2 separate regions of the Homo sapiens genome follow, and region 2 is linked to region 1. A link is a contact called in ENCODE POLR2A ChIA-PET data. All regions are on one chromosome and are shown on one strand. The core of a region is the stretch at or near the end of the contact, and the rest is flanking DNA. Distances in the headings are between cores, read along the strand shown. Region 1 has its middle 59 kb from the start of BCL2L14. Region 2 overlaps DUSP16 (dual specificity phosphatase 16).

Region 1 (4,982 bases), core at 1,251-3,750:
CAGGAGCAATTGGCCTCGTCCTGGGTGGCCTCTGCGCCCACCCTAACTCTCCTGCCTCCTAGAGCAGGCAGGGCTCGCCCCGAACCACCCTGCCTCCTAGTGCTGACAGAGGCACATCTGCAGGGTGAAGAATCTGCAGGCAGGATGCAGAGAGTGGGAGGAGGAGGACAATTTCGCACCTGAGTGATCCTTTTCATAAAAATGGGATCACGTTACTTCCTACTAAGAGAAGGGAAATGTTATCCGAGAATGTGGGGCTCTCATTCTCGGATATGAGAATGTCTCTGCCAACAATGCCTGGCCTGATCTTACCTACCCCACTTCACCAGGGGCACTCACAGCTAGAATCTGCTGAGAACCCTCAGGCTCTCAATGGGTGTGACTCATCTCTTCCTCTATTCCCTCTCTGTAGAGGTTTTGCCCTGCAGACCAAAGTAGAGCGATCAGAGACTCATTTGTGTAACAAACATTAAGGGTTGTTCCCTGGGCACTGGCAACAAAGGCCAACCCGGCTGGCTCTCTGAGCTCAAGAAATCACAGCATGGCTCAGCGGTGCTCATTGCTGGCTGCCCACTAGAACTATTTGAAGAAACATAAAACTCTGATGCCCAGACCCACCTCAAGGGTTTTGTTTTGTTTTGTTTGTTTTTTGAGACAGAGTCTTGCTCTGTCACCCAGGCTGGAGTGCAGTGGTGTCATCTCAGCTCACTACAACCTCTGCCTCCCAGGTTCAAGGACTCCTCCCACCTCAGCCTCCCAAATAGCTAGGATTACAGGCACACACCACCATGCCTGGCTAATTTTTTGTATTTTTAGTAGAGACAGGATTTCACCATGTTGGCCAGGCTAGTCTTGAACTCCTGACCTCAAGTGATCTGCCCGCCTTGGCCTTTCAGAGTGCTGGGATTACAGGTGTGAGCTACCGCACCCAGCCAAGAGATTGTTTAATCAGCAAAAGGCTGGGCAGGGCAGTGGGGCCTAGGGCGGCACTTGCTATCAGATGTCTGGAGGGCAGGGTTGGCTTTGGCCATAGATGGACCTCGGTTCAAATCCTGGCTGGCCATACCACTTACCAGCTCTAGACCTAGAGCAGGTTAACATCATGAATCTAAACTACTTACCACTTAACAAAGTGAGTGACTATCTATAACTGTTGCCGTTGTTACAAGAAATCCACTTAGTAACTGCACTGAAAGCCCCTCATCCCCAAAAGGCAAGAAATGGGGAACAACCGGGTGACTAAGGAAAACTGCAAGTGAAAGCAGCTGTAATTTCTCTCGCTGTGGTTTGCGGTGCTCAACACTCTTGCTTGGCTGGTTGTCTTGGAGGGTTAATGAGGTCTCTGCTGAGTGTCCTCAGCTTAGCAATGGGCAGTGGGGCTCTGTTCACAGTCTCATCCCGGCCACGTGGCCTCCCGGGTTCAGACACCCTAGGCTGATGCTGTGGTTCCATGTGCCTGAACACGAGCATCCGAACTCATTTCCGGCCTGCCTGTCCCCCCATGCAACGGCTCCTGAAAAAGGGGAACCAAATGCTGCCCATTTCACCCCCATCAATAGCTGACAACGCCTGGGTTCCTGCTCTCCTGACATTCCCACTCATTGTCGTCAGTGGAGCGAGCAGGCAGAGGGGAAGTGAGCTGCCTATCAGCCCCTGCAATCAGAAAAAGAGCCGGGTGCCTTTAAGACGAAGGTGGTGGGCAGCCATCCATCTTCCCTAAACACACACTCGCCTTGTTCTTCCATTTCTGGCTGAGTGATAAAAACGTTAAATGTCATTTCCTGTATCAGTGGTTAACCACTAGATGCTGGATCAGAGATTTACCAGAAGTGCTGAAGTTATGGAAAAAAAATAAATAAACCTGCTGTTTTCAATAACCCTTTCTTGCACCCTGTGGGAACTATGTAACCTCTGGGGAGGGGGCTGCGAGGGGGTCGCTGGATTTGACTTGGGCAACACACTTAGGACTAGATTTACCAAATGCTTTCTTATGCTTCATATAGGAAGTGAAGAGAGACAAAATGTAACCATCCTATACCTGTCCCCAAGTGCGCGTGTGTGTGTGTGTGTGTGTGTGTGTGTGTGTGTGTGTGTGTGTGTAGAAACGCTGGGAAAAGCAGGAGGAAAAATCATCCACGTGCCTTCTTTGCCCACCTCTCTCAGGATATCTTGCAGTCATTTTGGTTTTATTGACCCAGGGTTTTTGCAGAGGACAGTTGCCCTGACTATTCGATTCCCTCAGCTTCCTGCAACAATCAATGTCCTCCAGTGACAAGAAGGCTTCCTGGGGGAAAACATGCTCCCAGGAAACTCCTGAGAGGTGGAGAGCCCAGCTCAATCCTTTGTTGTGTCCTCTTCTTCTTTCAGTTGCTCCATTAAATTAATCAAGAGCTCAGAAAAGGGAAGGCCTGGCTTAGCCCCCAAGGAGAGGTGACTGGACCGACTGCAGCCTGCCCACAGCTGTACTCCAAGCCCAGCCATGCGCTTCTGACCTGAGGTCAACTCCCCACATACAGCTGCCCTGGGCTCCTCCCTGCGGCCTCCCAGGCACTCCCCTCAGTCTGGACATATAAGACTTAGGAGCTGCACTTTGTTCTAGCAATTCCATTTCCTTCCCAGTGCCAGTTGGGATGTGCTGTGCACACCAAGTGCCCCTAGCTCCTCACCTACCTCTGGGATCACTGACAGTCCTGCTTTACCTGGGACCGAAGGGATTCATGGGGCGGCCGGGGCGGGGGAGGGAGGACTTTTGTTTCTAAAACTGGGAAAGTCCCAGGCAAACCGAAATGAATTGGTCACCCCCGCAACAGATACAATGGTTTGCATAGGCACTTGCACGTTCTATGTCAGAACGGTGGCCAAGAAATAAAAAATAATAAATATGATTTAAAAACCAGAAAATAATTTTTAAAAAATTTAATAAACATAAGATAATTTTTTTAATAAAATTAAAAAAAAAAAGAAACTGGCCAAACTTGAGAACAGATCTAGCCAGGGTACTGAGAACTGCAGACGGCATTGCATGGTATAAGAGTTCCCTGGGGAGATAGGACGGAGCGCATCACAGATCTCCCACTGCACCTGGCGCATACCTAGAAGTCATCCTCTCTCAATTCAATAGTTACTAGAGGAGATCTGAAATCAAAGTCAGAATCAGAAGGGAAAAGAGCATGGGAAAACGTACATTCCACTAAATCTCTTGTAGGCCTCTGAAACTGAAACTTCTTTTTCCTTCCTCGCGCCCTTGAGTACCAACACCATCAGCCCCCCTGGTGCCCAGGACACAAAGATTCGAGAGATGCATTGCTCTTTACTCTGCCTCGCTCCCACTTCATTTTATTATTATACCTAGACCTGATTTCCTGCCACCTAGGATCTCTCCTCTCCACTTCCACTTCTATGACTATCCTTCCGCTGTCTCTGCCCTCAAAGACTGGCCTCCATCCTCTCCAACCTCAATTTCATCTGCTCCCTGGCATGTTAGATGCTCCCTACTTTTTCAAATTATATTCGAGAAGTGTTTATTGAATACCTAGATCAGAAGGATGCCAGAGAGGTCGCACCCGGATTTCATATGGCATTGGACATTTCTCATGGATGCCTTTTTGAATGACACCATCTGTAACATCTTACTGACTGAGAAAACCTCCTGGACACTGCCAGCAAAGCTGGGCATGGCCTCCCTTGCTTCCTGGTGCAAATTGCCACTTAGCCCTCATTACATTGCTATGACGACTACTTTCTGTTTCCATCTTGTCTACCAGCTGCGAACCCCAGTGTCTTATTTACCCTGTTTTCCCAGGTCAATCCCAGACCTTGACAGATAGTGGCCATTAAATACATGTAGAAAAGAAGATGGTCTGGAGATGAAAGGGGGAAATATTGGGTGGATGCTATTATACTTCAATGGGTCTGTAGCCATTTGAACATATACATTTCAAAGGCTATTGATTATGGTTGGATCAACCTGGAAGATGATCCCTATTAGAGAACCAAAGGTCTCAGCCCTGGGCCCTATCCTAATGTTTTTACAAACTTCCTGGATAAAGATTAAAAAGGTACCCAAAACAGATTTACAGATAAAACCAAAGCTGGGAAGTATCACTAATATGTAGAATGCTAGAATTCATGTTCCAAAATTGTCTTGGCTTATGAGATGGATAGACCAAAACTAAGAAGGTAAAAATACACACCCAATTAGTGTAAAGGCTACACTCGTAGTAGCACCATCACTAGCACAATGAGGAAGATGTGGTTCAGCAGCAGTTCGGGTGAAAAACTCCTAGCAATTCCTAGTCTTTGAGCTAGAAGAGAACGTAGAGGACTATCCAATACAGAGAGTCTCAAGCTCTTTTCAAACAATAACATTCATCAAGTGGAATTTCATGCAGAGGCCCTGTAGGTAAAAGAATTTTTTTTTTTTTGGGGATGAAGTCTTGTTCTGTCGCCCAGGCTGGAGTGCAGTGGCATGATCTCAGCTCACTGCAACTTCTGCCTCCCAGGTTCAAGCGATTCTCATGTCTCAGTCTCCCCAGTAGCTGGGATTACAGGTGCATGCCACCATGCCTGGCCAATTTTTGTATTTTTAGTAGAGACGGGGTTTCACCATGTTGGCCGGGCTGGTCTCCAGCTGGCTGGTCTCGAGCTCCTGACCTTGTGATCCGCCTGCTTCGGCCTCCCAAAGTGCTGGGATTACAGGCATGAGCCACCGTGGCCAGCCGGTAAAAGAAATTTTTTAAAGGTGCTGCTCTGGTTAGGAGTAAGGGAAAGGGGTCTAACAAGTCAGCCTCCAACCAATTCGCCCCTCCCTGCTATCTTATGAAGACCCCTGAGGCACCCTCCCAAACTCCTGGGGCTCTTCTGAGTGAACACTGTTTGAAAACACAGACCTGAGTCAATCCCCTTGCTCTACACAGCTGCCCATCTGGTGAGTGTCAGAATTCCCCCGAACCCTCTAATCCCTCAGCCGGCTTTATTTTGTG
Region 2 (4,893 bases), core at 2,359-4,858, 530 kb after region 1:
CTCTATTCAGAATGGACTGAGGTGAGAATAGATTTAAGGAGACTGACTGACTAGTCTCCTTACAGTACCATACAGTTTTAGTTGCCTATGGATGCGCTCAGTCTAGAATGGTAACTATAAAACCTGAGAGCCAAGAGACTGTTAATAGTCTAAATCCAAGGCAATGTGCCTGGCACAAGATATACCCTTATTATATGTCATGGGCACTGAAAGTACCCATGAAAATGGCTATCTAGACTACATGATTGAATTATTGCACCAGAATAATATCTGAAAATATCTCAATGTCTTATTCTGTCCCAGCTTCACATAAGCTAATGTAAAGCAAAATGAGCACTATGTACAGGCTCAAGTTTTACTAATTAGGTCATTGTTTATAAACCAGAATAATTAGACATAATAAAAGGCTGAAATAGGCCGGGCACAGTGGCTCATGCATGTAATCCCAGCACTTTGGGAGGCCGAGGCTGATGGATCACCTGAAGTTAGGAGTTCAAGACCAGCCTGGCCAACATGGTGAGACCCTGTCTCTACTAAAAATACAAAAATTAGCCGGACATGGTGGCACATGCCTGTAATCTTAGCTACTCAGGAAGCTGAGGCAAGAGAATTACTTAAACCTGGGAGGCAGAGGTCGCAGTGAGCCAAGATCGCTGCCATTGCAATCCAGCCTGGGCAACAAGAACGAAACTCCATCTCAAAAAAAAAACGCCGATGCGGTGGCTCACACCTGTAATCCCAACACTTTGGGAGGCCGAGGTGGGCGGATCGCCTGAGGTCGGGAGTTCGAGACCAGCCTGACAAACATGGAGAAACCCCCATCTCTACTAAAAACACAAAAATTAGCCAGGCATGGTGGCGCATTCCTGTAAGCCCAGCTACTCGGGAGGCTGAGGCAGGAGAATTGCTTGAACCCAGGAAGTGGAGGTTGCGGTGGGCCAAGATCACGCCACTGCACTCTATCTAGCCTGGGCAACAAGAGCAAAACTCCATCTCAAAAAAACAGGCTGAAATAAAAGGCTGAAAAATAGGTAGACTCTGAAGGTTGACATTTCTTCAAGGATGACTTTCTTCAATATATTTTTCTGTAATTTCTAAGTTTCCTATTTTATAGATAACTTTCATAACAGAAAACTATATATATTTTTAATAAGACGTAACTCATGTCATGTCATGAAAAAAAGATGTGGAAGTCAAAGTGAAACCTAAATGAATTTTAATACACTATCATGACATTCATCCAACAGTGACTATAGTGTGAGCAAATTTTTAAAAAGTTTTTAAATGTAATTACATAGCCCTATGACAGCAATGCTACAAGGTAAAAGACATTCATATGTATTCTACACAAAGCAATATAACTATATATGATTCAGTACCAGGCAATGTTCCTTTGCCAAATGTAACCTTCAGTATCAAAGAACACATATTCAAAATTAAAATTATAAGCAAAATCATTACAAATACAGTAAGCTTGCTATTGATGAAACTTAATATAAACCAGACCATAGAACTGTCTATTAAGAAACTCAATGGCTAAATGCCAAAATATCTAATTTCACCATCTCATCTAAAACATAGTCCACGGCATAGACCCTAAAAATATGCTCACAAAGCTCCACAGTCTAATTCTCTACTGGACAGATTATGAAATACATTCAAAAGAAACCTATCACCATTTGCTATCAACATATTTAAGTGTCACATAAGCATCACTAAGTATCAGAGACTGAAAGCCCCTCTAAGTAGAACACGATAATAAATGTTCAGTTTTTTCTCTTGCAAATAGTGTTCATTCTTCTAATTCTGGGGTGTGGATCTTAGCTAATCTATAAAACTCCAGGAAAAAAATTAAATGAGTTAGTAGAATATATATATATATGTTCATTTATCGAGCACCAACTAGATTCAATTTCCTATAGCACAATTTCCCACTTTTGCCTGATCACAAGAATCACTTAGAAACTTGATAAAAATGCCCAACCAGGCCCACCTCTGGAGATTGATTCGTGGGTCTAGAGTGGAACCTGTGAATTTGCATATTTAACAAATGTCCCAGGAGGTTCAGAGAATCAGGCAGGTTTGAAAACATGCATCCCCGTGCGCCACCACGCCTGGCTAAAGACATCTATCCTAAAGACATCTTTGGTCTTTCTCTCAATGTTCACATTTAATCAGTTGTCAAGACCTACTGATTTTCAGTCTCTCTTACCTGGAGGACATAGAGGCATAAAAGCTGGATTTGAGTTGAAAATAATGGTAAGAGGAGAAATGGGAAGTCAGTCATGTCACGTCATTAAAGAAAGTCAGAGACTACTGAAATTTCATAGCCAAAGAAGGACTTCCACTTAGTCTAGTGCATGTCTTCTGGCAAGTTAATAATGTCCCTTTTACAAAATGTTACATATTTATTCAAAGTCACACTATTCATCAGTGGTAAAAGACAGAAAATAGCTTCTAGGGAGTGTGCTTTCCACAACCCTAGAGAGCTTACCAAACATTCTGCAAATTTTAATAGGCTCCTGAAAAACACAGAACGCAAAATATTTCAAAAGATGAGAAATAATGCACCCTTTTAAACACTTAATGGGTGTGGCTGTGGAGAGTTGCCCTCACCAAAATGCCAGCCTGCCATGAAGTTACAGATGAAATGCCAGGCATGAAATAGAGAACCAAATGGTGAGGCAACAGCCTCGGCAGGACTCTAGTGAAGGGGGAGGAACCCTCGAAGCAAATGCTTGTCAACTTCCTGGGTCACCATGAAAATACAGTAAGACAGTTAAAGTATGTAATAAAATATAAAGCATGTAATAAATGCTCAGGTAATCCTCCCACCTATTGTAAATTCTAACATTTGCTAAAAAGGGAACAACTCAGTACATGATTAAATGGAGGAGCATTTTGGCTAACAGAGTAGCTCTGAACCTTAGTTACACATTAAAATCATCTGGGAGCTCTTAAATATCCAGATGTACCTCAGAATGATAAATCAGAATCTCTGAGGAATGGGCCCAGGCATCAGTATTTTTCACACGAACAAGCAGAGGTGGATCCTTTACCTTCTCCTAAAAAACTGTCACAAGGGACAGGTCACTTGGAAGGCAGTTTAAGAGAGAGCAGAGGAGAAATCTGGTGACACATGTAACACTGTGATTAATCTATTGCTTACGATGTTTTATATGTTGAAAGTCTGGAATTCTGAATATTTTATTATGTAAGAGATCCAGTTCTCCAATGTCACAGCCTCTATAATTTGAATAATAATAAAGGAGCACAACAATTCACTTATGATACCCAACAGAAGACTGCAAGGATATGCTGGGGCACAGAGCCCAATTAGGGTTTAATAAGACAGGGTTTATGGGTGAAGCAATCTAGTTTCCAATCTTTCTTCTTAAAAATCTACAAATGTTTAGGTGTAGATGTGTCAAGGAAAGATTGTTAAAGCTTGGGAGAGATAGAGTTCAGTGTTCACCGGCTTATGAATGCACGTTAAATAAATATCTCCACCCAGGAATTTCCCATTACTAACGGCTAATCACCATCACAAGGGCATACAGCCCTTTAGAATTCCTCTCTAATCCAATCCTGTAAAACTTCACTTAGGATGATGATGGAAACCAAGATTCGGGCCTCCAGCCAATCTATATTACATTAAATAAAGGACGTCACCACCCTTCTCAAGGTTGGGCCAGCAGTTATTTAAAAAAAAAAAAAAAAAGGCTGGGCACAGTGGTTCACACCTGCAATCCCAGCACTTTGGGAGGCCGAGGCAGGTGGACCATTTGAGGTCAGGAGTTCAAGACCAGCCTGACCAACATGGTGAAACCCCGTCTCTACTAAAAAATACGAAAAAATTAGCCGGGCGTGGTAGCATAGTCCCAGCTACTCGGGAGGCTGGGGAGGCTGAAGCAGGAGAATCACTTGAACTTGGGATGTGGAGGTTGCAGTGAGCCAAGATCGCACCACTGCACCCTGGCCTGGGCGACAGACTGAGACTCTGTCTCATAAAAAGAAAAAAGAAAATGAGACCAGGAGTTTGAGACTAGCCTAGGCAACATACTGAGACCCCGACTCTACTTTAAAAAAAAAAAAAACTAAAAAAAAACATCAGCCAGGTGTGCTGACAGGGGCCCGTAGTCCCAGCTACTAGTGAGGCTAAGCCTGGGAGATGGAGGTTGCTGCAAGGCTACTGGGGAGCTTGAGCCCGGGAGATAGAGGTTGCAGTGAGCTATGATTGCCACTGCACTCCAGCCTGGGCCACAGAGTGAGACCCTGTCTTAAAATATATAAAAATATAAATTAAAAAAATTTTTAAAGATGGTATTTAACCAGAGTCAGGAGTTTTCGTAACATATTAACATCCAATACAAGGAACACTAGGTTAGAAAATGCTCATTCAGCTATTTCCCTTGTACAGTGGGTCTAACTTGTGCTTCCTTCACTTACACAACAGTTTTTGAACATCTATACTGTGCAAGGCTTTTTGCTCAAGGAATCTTTGGAGGATACAATTTTAAAGCAATTTCATAAGATATCTATAAGGCTCCGTGAGATCACATAGCAAGAGTGGGAGAGAAAAATTTCAAGTGGTGACATCTAGAAGTCAACAGGAGGAGGTGAGGAGGTGGTCAATCCCACCTATGTATTTATTCTGGACGCTCTCCTACCCCAACTCCTTAGGGTGCTACACAATCTCTTTGTATTCACAAATAACCCCTGGTCAAGAGGTTTGGAGGGAGCGGCGACACCACCAGCCAGCAAACTTCTACTAATTCTGGAGGCAACTTCCTGTCAGCTGGTCCCTAAAGGCTGGTTGCTTCCTGCCAGGAGGCCACTTAGCACAGATTCATCTTTCTTCAGGAGGCAGACAGTTGCTTTTTTTTCTTTTCT

The links. ChIA-PET counts read pairs that join two places held with the same protein, here RNA polymerase II (POLR2A).
Region 2: POLR2A ChIA-PET joins it to region 1 with 21 read pairs in activated naive CD4-positive, alpha-beta T cell. The contact joins two enhancer-like sites. POLR2A ChIA-PET finds 5 or more read pairs at or near these places in 3 of 52 experiments (OCI-LY7, T-cell and activated naive CD4-positive, alpha-beta T cell).

What each region holds. Positions count from the first base shown.
Region 1 is chr12:12,009,024-12,014,005 of GRCh38, forward strand. No RefSeq gene overlaps it. Among named protein-coding and RNA genes, the nearest start is that of BCL2L14, 59 kb to the right of the region's middle. RefSeq lists enhancers at 1-329, 1,211-2,091, 1,245-1,294, 2,455-2,604, 3,165-3,214 and 3 more. Within about 2 kb of position 2,501, at least 18 of the 41 ENCODE cell types and tissues checked have a DNase peak (open chromatin) inside an H3K27ac peak, as active enhancers do; they include OCI-LY7, where a contact is called at or near this core.
Region 2 is chr12:12,536,048-12,540,940 of GRCh38, forward strand. The region is part of intron 1 of DUSP16 (dual specificity phosphatase 16); the gene reads right to left. Among named protein-coding and RNA genes, the nearest start is that of DUSP16, 24 kb to the right of the region's middle. Within about 2 kb of position 3,609, at least 4 of the 41 ENCODE cell types and tissues checked have a DNase peak (open chromatin) inside an H3K27ac peak, as active enhancers do; they include OCI-LY7, where a contact is called at or near this core.